3 separate regions of the Homo sapiens genome follow, and regions 2 and 3 are each linked to region 1. A link is a loop called in an ENCODE intact Hi-C map of the cell type or tissue named here. Cell type or tissue: B cell. All regions are shown on one strand.

Evidence for each region. Hi-C counts contacts between places; a loop is a spot of excess contacts. Peaks named below come from ENCODE experiments on the same cell type or tissue, not always from the same donor. Only the 100,000 strongest peaks of a DNase experiment are listed, where the experiment ranks them.
Region 2: it touches region 1 in a loop (2.0-fold over the local background); 8 of 110 quality-filtered maps call a loop at or near these places.
Region 3: a loop joins it to region 1, with 6 times the contacts of the local background. A loop is called at or near these places in 10 of 110 quality-filtered maps.

Annotation. Positions count from the first base shown.
Region 1 is chr14:89,303,296-89,307,295 of GRCh38, reverse strand. All of the region lies in intron 3 of FOXN3 (forkhead box N3), which reads left to right. Among named protein-coding and RNA genes, the nearest start is that of FOXN3-AS3, 45 kb to the left of the region's middle. RefSeq lists enhancers at 1,938-2,207, 3,121-3,320, 3,421-3,480, 3,511-3,580. In B cell, no CTCF peak of the experiment used is centred here; DNase peaks (open chromatin) are centred at 1,105, 1,825 and 3,155; H3K4me3 peaks cover 1,931 bases; H3K27ac peaks cover 4,000 bases.
Region 2 is chr14:89,239,083-89,243,082 of GRCh38, reverse strand. The region is part of intron 4 of FOXN3 (forkhead box N3); the gene reads left to right. Among named protein-coding and RNA genes, the nearest start is that of FOXN3-AS3, 110 kb to the left of the region's middle. In B cell, no CTCF peak of the experiment used is centred here; a DNase peak (open chromatin) is centred at 1,602.
Region 3 is chr14:89,363,569-89,367,568 of GRCh38, reverse strand. The region is part of intron 2 of FOXN3 (forkhead box N3); the gene reads left to right. FOXN3-AS3 (FOXN3 antisense RNA 3) reads right to left here. Exons shown (of 2, transcript NR_188029.1): 2 at 2,561-3,175. Among named protein-coding and RNA genes, the nearest start is that of FOXN3-AS3, 15 kb to the right of the region's middle. RefSeq lists an enhancer at 2,055-2,104. In B cell, no CTCF peak of the experiment used is centred here; DNase peaks (open chromatin) are centred at 1,163 and 2,388; H3K4me3 peaks cover 1,693 bases; H3K27ac peaks cover 3,707 bases.

The DNA.
Region 1 (4,000 bases):
AAAAACATTTTGAATTTGTGTGTGGAGGTGGAGAGAGGATTGGGTTAGTGAAATCAGAAAGCTTCCAAGTAATGATTATTACATTTAATAATAATTAGATTAGCGTTCCACAGGGACTGTTTTCTGGAAATTTTGGTAGGACAGTCACTGAGTAACACACACACTCAGAGCAACCTAGGTTTCAGGCCATTGGGTGGGACATGGCCTATTTGCTTTGTTTTGGTCGCGTTTAAAGTTAATCCAAAATCAATTTCTTTTTCAAGATTAAAATGTCACTACTCTGTCTTCCACTTCAGGCTTCTGCAAACTTTTTCTATGAAGGGTCATGTAGTAACTGTTTAGCACAAAATAGACGTACACATAAACAAGTGAGTGTGTTGTGTCCCAATAAAATGTTATTTATGGCATTGAAGTTTGAATTTCATATAATTTTCACTTGTCAAGAAATAATATTCTTCTTTTGATTCTTTTTTCCCTGACCATTACCAAATGTCAAAGCCATACTTAGCTTCCAGCTAGTACAGTTTGGTTCATAATTTGCCAACCCCCGTCCTAGTTCTGACTTTGTAGTCAGAATTTTGTCTTTTGGGGAGAAAACTCCACTTTGCATATGAAGGAGAACCAAAATGGGCCGGGCGCGGTGGCTCACGCCTGTAATCCCAGCACTTTGGAAGGCTGAGGCGGGCGGATCACGAGTTCAGGAGATTGAGACCATGCTGGCTAACACAGTGAAACCCCGTCTCTACTAAAAATACAAAAAAATTAGCCGGGCGTGGTGGTGGGCGCCTGTAGTCCCAGCTACTCAGAGGCTGAGGCAGGAGAATAGCGTGAACCCAGGAGGCGGAGCTTGCAGTGAACCGAGATGGTGCCACTGTACTCCAGCCTGGGCAACAGAGCAAGACTCCGTCTCTCCGTCTCAAAAAAAAAAAAGAGAACCAAAGTGTGTGTGTGTGTGTGTGTGCATGCGTCTGTGTGTCTGTGAGTGTGTGTGTGTGTGTTGAGCTTTTCTGTTTCTTCAGCTCCCCTCTTGGGGATGAAGCAGGGTCTCTAGACATTAGAACTCCGGTTGTTGGAGCCTGCCACCAGCAGTTTAGTGCTGATGGCAAGGAGGCTCGCCTCAGGGACTGAAAAACTCTTCTCCACACAGAGAATTCTAAATGACTCTTGAAATAGAGGGAATTGAGAATGCAGACAAAGGCAGAAACTTGAGAGGAAAGCTGCTGAGCATTATATGCACATAGCTCTGTAAGGGTTGTGAAAATGGTGGTGGTGTTCTCATAATTTCTTTGCAAATATATATGTATTTTAAAAGGCTTAGGTCTCTCAGCTGCTTCTTTTCATCCTTATTCTTAGAGAAGTAGGCAAAAGACATGCTTCCACAAATTATAAACACCTGGTTTTGTTTAGTATCCTATTGAGGGAAATTAGGAAAGTTGCAGAAACATTCAGTTTTCCTAAATTGTTTTACAAAACCTGTGACAATGCACTGCAGACATATGCATTGTATTTAGTTAGATCCGTTTAATAAGAATCATTCTTATCAGGGCACCTCCCAAATCCTTCATAAATATAAGGCTTTTAAATATTTGTCTCCTTTTATAATTAGTCTAGATTTAGCAGTGGGTCTTCCTGATTTGGGAGGAAGCATGCTTCATGGTTGCCTGGCAACAGCTAATCGTGGTATTAGGGGCCAACAAAACAGTTGGCAGAAACTGTAAATTCTTTTGTCTTGTTAACAAAAAATGATAGTTAAAGATACAGCAGTATGTTAAGTCTGTTCTGTTGTTCAAACATATAACTTACGTGATAAATTCCTATGCTAATATAACCTCAGTGTGCTGCTCAAATTTATAGCTTGTTTAGAGAACCTGCTCACTTCGTACTTGGGTCACATGTCATCTGCTCATGGTACTGAAACTCATCGGGTAGGACAGTGATGTCATAGAGGCGTCCTTTTCTCAAGGGCTCTTAAGATGAATCTGAGGTTTTTGTTGAACGATGGGTTCTGAAACATATGTGAAGCTCCAGCATAAACGTCTGAAGTCAGGATTCTGGTTCTTAAGCAGGAGCCGCGAGTTCACCATCGATGACCTCAGTTCCCATCTCCTAGTGGCCCTCAGTGGGTACAGACACCAGCACCCGGCCTGTGTGATCCGTCCTGGTGCTGGCCAGGCCTTCCTCTCGTCCCCTCCAGATCAGCCGGGCTCAGCGTAAGTTTTCTAGGACAACTTCGTAAAATGAATTCTCATTTCATAAGCAAATATAGTGTGAGTCATGCTTTGGCCACATAGAATTAAGAAGGAAGAAAAAACACTATTTATTTGGTTGGTACTTTTTTTTTTTTTTTTTTTAAGAAACTACACTGTATTCCAGATTTGTCCGCAGATCACTGTCAGCTTCCTCTCCTCTGGGTATATGTTTTTAAAGGACGTTGTCTATTATGGGTCAGGGTCCCCCGCTCCACCAGGCACTTCGGTGTGTATTTTCTCACTTAACTCCCAGCTCTGTGCAGAAGGTCTGGGAGACACCAGTGCTTAAGCCAAGTTTTATGGGGGCCAGACGAGGAGCAGCCGGGTTGAATGCCCAGGTTTTCTCTGGTTTCCAAGCCCATACTCTGCTTTATCCTTAGTTTTGGGCCCAGTTTTCAGAACACATCCAGAATCATCCATTTGCCCAGCAAACCAACATAAGGTATCAAATGAATGGCCAAGATGTTGAATGTATTTCATCCTTTGTTTCCTTGATTTCTAAAAAAACAGCCCTTAGATATTTTTAACAGAATTTTTAAAAAGCACCCCCTGTTGTCTAAGTTCTCTTTTCTATATGATCTTTGCCGCCTCTCCTGCCCCCACCTCCACCATAGTCAGAAATCTCACATCTCAACAAACATCTCTCTCCTGTCTTCACCGCGGTTCTGCTCACAGCCACTTTCCCCTTCAAACTGGACATTTTGGATTTTCCCTGCTAACCTTACCGCCCCTTCCCGCCCCTTCCCGGGCTCCAGCTCAGCAGGAAGAAATGTCGTCAGCAGAGGCTGCAAACCCAAGCCTGTCCCTTTTCAGTGGTATTTTTACTACGAGCTGAACTACTTCAGCATCATGTAAACACGCTGGAGTGTGTTCACAGCTGCCTCTCTTTTAAAGTTGAACCAGCTCAGAACTAAAAGGGGAACTGCTTTCAGGTTCTGTTCAAGTTTGCATGTGACAGCATCAAAGCTATTTTTAGCAGAGTGATCACCGGCAAGAAGCTGGAAACGGCTGCCTTCAACTATCAACAGTGGAAAGAAAGGATCATTTATGGACTGCTGCAGCTCTTGAGTCCATTTATATGGGAGACACAGGGGTGTGTAAATCTCTTCTTCAAAGTTACAAGGCGTCTTGTCCCCCATCACCTTTGCAGAGACAGGGCAGTGTTAATTTAGTGCTTGGTTGCCTGGGCTCCAAGTTAAAGTAGATACACTGATAATAGTGAATTATAGGACTGTCCTCAATGTCTGTTCTGAGAAGAAGGCGATGTATAGATGCTCAGAAACATCCATTAAACTTTTGAAGTGTTTGTATTGTTTCTTCAGTTTTCCTTTTCTTTTCTGTAGATCACCAAACTCAAGAGACAGCAGGAAACGGGAGGTAGTTATGTAAGCATCATGGCAATGAAGAGAGCATGAGTCACTTACTAGCCATGCGACCCTCATTAAGTGACTTTTCCTTTCTGAATTAAGTGTTCTTAGCTGCAAAATGAGGATCATAATACCAGCCCTATATACTTTATAGGGCTAGTTTTTTTTTTGTTTTTTTTTTTTAGCAGATGTTTATTGAACACCTACTCCATGCCAGCTCCTGGGGACATGAGCTGAATCAGATCGTCAGTGTCTTCAGAGAGCTCACAGTCTAGCTCCATAAATAACTAACTTATAATACCCTGTGTTTCATGGAAAGGAGACAGCATAAGACAGATAGGATCTGCTCTCAGCATGGAGGGAGGCAGGAAGAAGACAGGAGGA
Region 2 (4,000 bases), 64 kb after region 1:
GCTGCCTCTTATTCCACCAGGCTCTGGCTTCCTGCATGGGCCATTCCACTTCCGTCTCCCATCAGGGGGCAGGACTCGGGGAAGAAACTTGGGCATAAAGAATGTGTAAATTACACCTTAATAAAGCTGTTAAGAAAAAATAAGCACCCCGATTAATGGACTGTGTCACCATCAGATGAATATTCTAAGTGATTTTTAAAAATAGCTCTTTCACGAGAGTGTTTTGGTTTGGGGTGTGTATTCTTGGATTGTTTTTATTATTTTTCTGCATAGCCTTGATAGGAAAATGTAGAACTCTGTTATCATAATACATGCAGTATTTAGATTGGATACACTTCTTGCTCCCCTTGCATTGATTTCCTACTTTTCTCCTTTGCCTTTTCCCGGTACTTAAGCATTAAGTCGCGGGCATTTTCCCAGTGTAATTGTTGATTAAGTGCTGCATATCCCGTGATGATTATGAGAAGATTACTGTATTCAGCTTTTAATCTTGTGAGTGTCAAATATTTTACTTTAGTGGTATCGTTATTATTATTATTATTCATAGCTCTTTCTGTTTGAGTAATGCAATCAGGCAAAATAAAGGTAATGCCACAAATTCAGCATTTTTATAGTAATTCTTTGTCTCAGAATGGAAAGTGCCACCTTCAGGCCATTCTCAAATACTGATGGAGATTTATACAGATAGGAATCAGAATATTTTAGGCTTCTTTTGGTTGCAAGTAACAGAAAGCAACAAGTTTAGGAAGAAATGCATATATATATATATGAGGGCAGGGAATCTATTGGAGGAAGTACTGTGGGTCTCTCAGGACCCCAAGGCCAAGCATGTATAATAGCTGGCGGTCATCAAGACTGGAACCTGGAAGGCTGCCAGGAACGCGGGCACCACTCGTACCTTCTCTCTGTCACTTTCTGTGTTCTCTTTGTTTTCTCTAATGCCATGTGCAGGATGATCAGTGGTCACCTTGTGGCATTCAAGCCAAATATCCTCCATGGAAGAGAATAGCTCAGGTGGCCTGGCTGTCTTTCAGTTCCAGTGCCCACTTCCCAGGAGCAACAGAAGTTCTGTGAATGGAGTCACTGAAAGCATGTGACCTACCTGGTCCTGACGCCTTGTCCGGGGGAGCAGCAGCATGGAGAAAAAACGTGGTAGCCAGGGGCTTTCTCCATGGGTGGGGAGAGGCAGAGCTCCGAGGGGAAGAGGCCCCCCATTGCGAGTGGGATAGACACCCCAAACAGAGCCCCATTTTCTGTTTTCTTGAGAGAGACAGAGACTCCAGATTCTTATCTAGCCTCCAGTGGCAACTTCTCATGCTTCTCCAGGGTTCCACGTGCTGTATCCCAGAGCCTTGACACTGAGGGCAGGAGCGTGGGATTCTGAAGAGAATCCCAAAAAACTATTTATAATCAACTGTCTGTTGCCTAGTGGGAGAAAAGGAATCATTGGTATGAACAACTCCAGTTACTGTTTCCACAGAACCAGCAGGCTTTCTGGTTCTTTCCTGAGGCACTCCGCTTTACATAGGAGGAAACTGAGATTGGAAGGTAAGTGTATCACCTGATGTCACACAGCCAGAAAGGAGGAAGCTGGGTCACTGATGCTGGCTGAGCCCAAAATGCAGAACCCACGTGTGTCTGTCTCATTCAGCCACCATGGTGGCTTTGGGTTGAATTTTCACAAGCTCACGGTGGCCACCTCATGAGCATGCACAGAGAGCAGTAGATAGTTAATAGGGAAGTGGCTGAGTAGAAGTTGGCCTGAAATGGAAAATTTGCTGGGAATAATTTACAGGCCAAGTAATATTTGTGAACATTCGTGTGAACTTAAGCTTGGCATGAGCTATCTATACAGAAATCTAAAATCGGTCTAAACGTTTGGGTTGCACTTGGAGCCATAGGCCATCGAAGAGCAATGCCGTTGTGTCACTTTGGTTAGGGAGTGTCTGGCTCAGCCACTACATGTCACTCAGAGGATGCCAGTGTCAGTGATATGGGGGGTAGCGCTAATTGGAAAATGGAGGCTTGTCAGAGTCACTGCTAACTAATAAAATCACTGGGAAGTGGGTGCAGTTTTTCCAAGAGTGATTATTGTGGGTGGCAAGTATTGAGTGAGGCGTAGAGGGAATAAAATCAAACTGTCTATACACATGCTGCTGCAGTGGAAAGAACCCTGGGCTGGGAGTCCTGGGAGCCAGGCCCGGCCCTACCCCTGGGCCATTCGTGGGACCCCAGGCAGGTTACTGCTCCACTCAGGCCCTTTCTCCTTTTCTTTTTAGTATGTTGTTTAAAAAAATAGTAATAAAAAACATTATACCAAAAGATATATAGTGAAAAGTACGGCATTCTCTTGTCAAGGAAGTACAGCTTCCTAACCTCCTCCCCGGAGGTAACCACGATGACCAGTTTCCTCTGTATCATTTGACAGCTGATGCCTTTACACAGCCCTGGATGTGTGTGGATGTTTACACAGATGGGCACAGGCCATGTGCATTATCCTGACTTTTTTTTATCATGTAGCTTTCTCTGTATCAGTGCATACAGATTTATTCATCCTTGTTATTGATGTCAGAGTATTTCACTGTATGGTTGTACCAGATGTATTCAAGCCACCACTGGTAGTGGGCATTATACAAACAGTGTTGCAGTGAATACTCCTGCATGTATCTTTGCACACATGTCTTCACTATTGGTTAAAAGTGATATTCTGTTGTTATTTATTTCCTTAACTGGAAAGGAAGTCCATTTGTATTTCTTTTTCTGTGTAGTTTCTGTTCATGCCCCATGCTCATTTTTTTTTTTTCCTATTGAATTGCTTTTTCTTGTTACATCATATTTTCCAAAGAGATAATGATCCAAGTGCTGGTCAGTTCTGGGGAAAGTGATCTGATTGGAGGTTTGCTGAGACCCATCGTGTGTCCATCGAGAAGTCTGGGTACCCAGTAAAAGGCCCTTCTCCATGTTTTTGAGGTGTGGCCATGGCAAGTTTTCAGCAAGGCTCATTCTGTACTTATCTTTTTGATACTTAGTAAAGGGATGTGTCTGCTCCACACAGAGTGGAGCTTTGACCAGTCACTGCTGGATGAACAAGAGGGAGAGCATGGCCTTGTGGGACAAGATTGTCTTTACAACCACTGGTCTTCCAGACATAAACTTGGGTGCAGACCCTCTTGGCTCCAGAATTCATGGGTCATGTGACCTTCTCTGGGTCTCAGTCTCCTCATTTAGAAAATAGGATCATAAGACTGGTGTTGCAAGGTGGTTGTGAGCAATAGAAGAACCATATATTTAAAGTAGCTAGCACATGATTGGTTTTCAATAATTGGTAGCTTCTAATATTAGTATCATTGATATGACTGTTATTATCATCACCATAAATAAAACGATTGACAGTAGAGGCATGGGCTAAGACTGAACAATTGGTTAATGCGGCAACCATGTTATATTGGACTTTGACTTCAGGAACCCGCTCCAAAGGATGCAATTTGGTGTGCAGGCCATCTGCATCTTTGCAATAAAAGCTTCTTTGCACCTATGTCTATTTCATTTGCCTTGTGACTCTATAATTTTCTTTCAGGCCTTGCACCTCTGTTGCTAGACATAGTACATAAATCCCATGCAGTTTCCTGGCCTTGAAAAGGGAGAGTGACTTGAAAGTACTCTACTTGAATTCTAAATGGGAAAGATGTAAAAACCGCTCCTCCCCCCTCCAAGAAATCTGAGGGACAGAAAATAGATCTTTCTCTCTGGATCTCTTAAACCCCGCTTACGAAATTAACAAAGGAAGATGGATGGCTGAAATAAGACTTCCAAAGAAGAGATGGGAACCTCCTAATTGATTCCCACAAAACTGCTGGTTATTTACAACTAGGAAAATTGCCTGCTTGGAGATACCAATTCAGCTCTTGTGGTTCCGCTGGCTTGACAGGAAACACTCTCTGCTCCTTGCTGAAAAAGCTCTGAGGGAAGAGGGGGGCGGAGTGAATTACATCTAACTGTT
Region 3 (4,000 bases), 60 kb before region 1:
GCAGTTTTCCCTGGCACCCCTGTCCTCTCCCTGGCAACCTCGGGCATATCCTCTGGTTCCCGGGTGCTTTGTCCATATCTTACCCAGCGCTGACAAGAACGCTGGAGGAATCGATAACACTGACAATGTTATTTGGTCCCTGCAGCTTCTCACATGTGGGTCGGAGATGGTTTCGGATTTATCTTTGGAGCCGGGTGCCGCCACATCAGGGTGCAGTCGGTGTTAGACACCCTTTGTTGAAAGGGATCTGCTTCATGGTTGGAGTGAGTGCTTGTTCTAGAATTGAGAGGCACTGTAGAGGCAGTGTCTCCTTAAAAGTGGATGTGTTGGTTGGCCGGATGCTGTGGCTAAAAGCCAGGCTCACAACCCAGGAACTCCCAGGAAAGTTCCCTGTTGAAAATTAGGGAAGATGGGTGACTGGTGATCTCGTGGCCAATGGCCACTCCGCAAGAACAAACACCAAACAACCCAGTGTCTGTGTTTCACTGAGAGAGAAGGGCTCATGATTATTTATTAAAATAAAAAAATCATAACTGAAGCTCTCTGGCTTAGTACACACACCCTGTCACTGTTACCTGGCCAGGTACTTTGAACAACTTCCAGTTATGGAAATATGGTGATCAAATTATGTGCCAATTTGATAAGATCACATTGGAACATTTAAAAATAGATGAGTAACTACGGACAACCAGAAGATAAAGTGGCAGTAGGTGGGCCAGTTGTAATCCAACCAAGGGCATCCATGTGTCAGGCCCACGTTACCTTTATTGCCGTCCATAAAACCTGACTCGTTTGTTACTGTGTGCAGCATGGAAATCACCTTAAAGAAAGTGGAGGTACTGGAAGGAGTGCGCGCCCAGTTGCAGCCTGAAGTCAGAGCTGGCTGTCAGCTGCCCCCTCCACTTCATTCAATATGCTTAGAAATTCTTTTACTAGGCCTTGAGCTTTAAAAATGAATATTTATGTATTTAAACACATTATTTATGTAAATGCAATGAGTGGTGAATTTTATTTCCCCTCATCCCTACTAGCACTGTCAGCTTGCCTTTCAAACTTTTTTTTAAAAAAGGCACGAAGAGGGCAATTTAATGTATGTCTTTTACTTTACCATTTATCCTCTTTGTAATTTGCTTATGCAATTTCGACTTTAAGATTGTGGGTGTGATACAAACAACTGTTAGAAAAAAAGAGGAACATGCCCACGTTCCAGACAAGTTTACCACATCATTGTACATTCCTGTTTCCTATCAGGAGACAAAACTTTTCAAATGTGCATGTTTTTTTCTATAATAAAGTTTTTTTTTTTTTCTTTTTTTGAGACGGAGTCTCGCTCTGTCGCCCAGGCTGGAGTGCAGTGGTGCAATCTCGGCTCACTGCAAACTCCGCCTCCCGGGTTCATGCCATTCTCCTGCCTCAGCCTCCCGAGTAGCTGGGACTACAGGCATCCGCCACCACACCAGGCTAATTTTTTTGTATTTTTCAGTAGAGACGGGGTTTCACCATGTTAGCCAGGATGGTCTCAATCTCCTGACCTCGTGATCCACCCGCCTCGGCCTCCCAAAGTGCTGGGATTACAGTCGTGAGCCACTGGGCTCGGCCTATAATAAAGTTATTACAGAATAACTTTATGTTAGTTATTCTAGTTACTTTATGTTTCTCTGTAATAATTATTTAACTTTCATGTTAAATTTTAAAATCTCTCCATGTGTACTTTGTGTGTACGTGAGAGTTTATGGCTTCATGCCACATAATATATTGAGTTCATTTGAGTAATAGTTTGACTCTTTGAAGTGGCATAGCATGGCAGCTATTAGAAGTATATAAAACGATCCGCTTTTTAGCTTCCTGTGTGTTTTGCATGTGTTTGAAGTTTTTTTAAATGCTTCTGTGCCTCTACCCTTTTTAGTCAGCCTATGTCATGCGATGAGGTTTCAGATGGAGAAGAAGAGTTAAACCCTTATTTGCTAAAGGCCCTCCCAAGACAGAGTGGTAAAACTAATTTGGGAGGATCCTAAGATTTAGTTGGATAAAACCGATTTAGCTAGATAGTGATTTTAAAGATGCCACCTCTTTGGCCTTCTGACTTGGAGTATGAGGGGTGTGTTTCTGTTTCCTTTTCTTTATTAGAACTTAGCAGTGTAGAGTTTGACAGTATTTCAAAGTCAATATAATTTGGATGTTTTCATGATCATTTTATGATTGATCGTTGTTAGCGTGCTAGCTCTTGACTGCTTTTGGCACTTGGGAAACAATAGTGTAGAGAGTACAAAAAAATAACTATTTTCAACCCAAACAAATACTGAGTAGATCTGTCAGCCTCGGGAGGTGACACACTGCAGATGTGTGCTTCCTGTAGCCTCCCCCCTGTGAAAATGACATTGACGTGTGGTGGGGAGAAGGAGGAAGAAGCAGGGCTCTCTCAAAATAGTGAGTAACGGAACAGAGATTCCTGCAAAGCGGAAGCTCGGGGAAATTCTGCGTTTCTTTTGTAATTCCCGCCCCCACACAACTCTGTCACAGCAGGCTTTTCCTAGAGATTAATTTGGTTTTAGGCAAATCATGGGATTATTTTGGTTTTATTTAGGTGTTGATGCAAGCAGATTATTGATTTTTCCTGCGTCCATTCAAACACGCATAAGCACACACACATACCGTCCAGCTTCTCTACTACAGAAGAAGCATTTACAAGAGTCCTTACAATTCTACCCATGGGCCTAAAAGAATTCCTTCTCCACCTGTTCCACATGCGTTCCCTTGCAGATGGAGGGGCGTTCTGAGGTATATGAGGTGGATTTCTGAAAGACCTGTGGGGCATTAAAATCATCACAGAGCTCAGGTGTCTGAATATCACATAAGTGACACACTAATAGTGATTTCCGTCTTTATAGCTTTTAGAACACATCTGTAAAATAATAGCAAGACAGGTGCAAGAGTGGAAGCCTTTTCATATCTGATATTTAGAGGACATGTCGGTGAGTTTGAAATATTCTGTGGCTGGGATTATCAGGGACTCTGTATCCAGCTCCTGATGCCAAGAACCTGGTGCTGTCTGCAGGGCGCCAGAGCCTCTCCTCCCTGCCTGTTGGTGCTGATCCCAGGAACTAGGGCTACACTGAGGCTCATGGGGCCAGGATCTTGAGAAAGAAATGATAACTTCTCTTTTCCATCTTTCCTTCTGAAAAAAAACAAAAACAAAAACAAAAACAAAAACAAAACAAAAAAACAAACAAAAAGAAACTATTAGAGAGCAAGGTTGGACATAAAACTGAAACTTTCTCTCAGTTATTACAGCAATCTTTTTTTTTTCTTTTTTAATCTAAACTGCTGGAGTAATTGTCGATCTTGTTATGGGAATAGACAATAAGGTATCTAGAAAAAAATTCTTTGTAATCAGTTTTGTTCTTTTTGCCTCTCTTCTTCCCTCTTTTATGTACTTGGCTGGTTTTCTTTTTAAATTTTTGAAGTGTAAACATTTCCCCAATGTCGTTAGACTGTAAATGATAGAATTTTAGAAAATGAAGGGCCTTCAGGAATCAGTCACTTGCTAAACATTTTGATATGGAAGAATATATATATATATTATATATATATATATATATATATATATATATATATATATATTTTACAGACAGGGTCTTGCTCAGTTACCCAGGCTGGAGTACAGTGGCTCGATCATAGCTCACTGCAGCCTTGACCTCCTAGGCTCAAGCAGTCCTCCCATCTCAGCCTCCCAAAAGTCCTGTGACCAGGCATGAGCCACTGCACCTGGCCTTCCTTCCTTACATATTTTGAAGCAGAGGCTGTAAGTTCATGGTGAATAACTTGGCTCTGTTCTGTTTGTTCTTCTGCTAGTACCACCTAACTTCTACTGTGACGTCCCTTGACAGAGAGGAGAATTAAGTGGATTAACTGCCTTTCCCATGCTGAGTATGGTGTTAGGTATATTGTATACGTCATCATCCCATTTAAGCCCAAAATGACTTTTGGAGAAGATGGTATT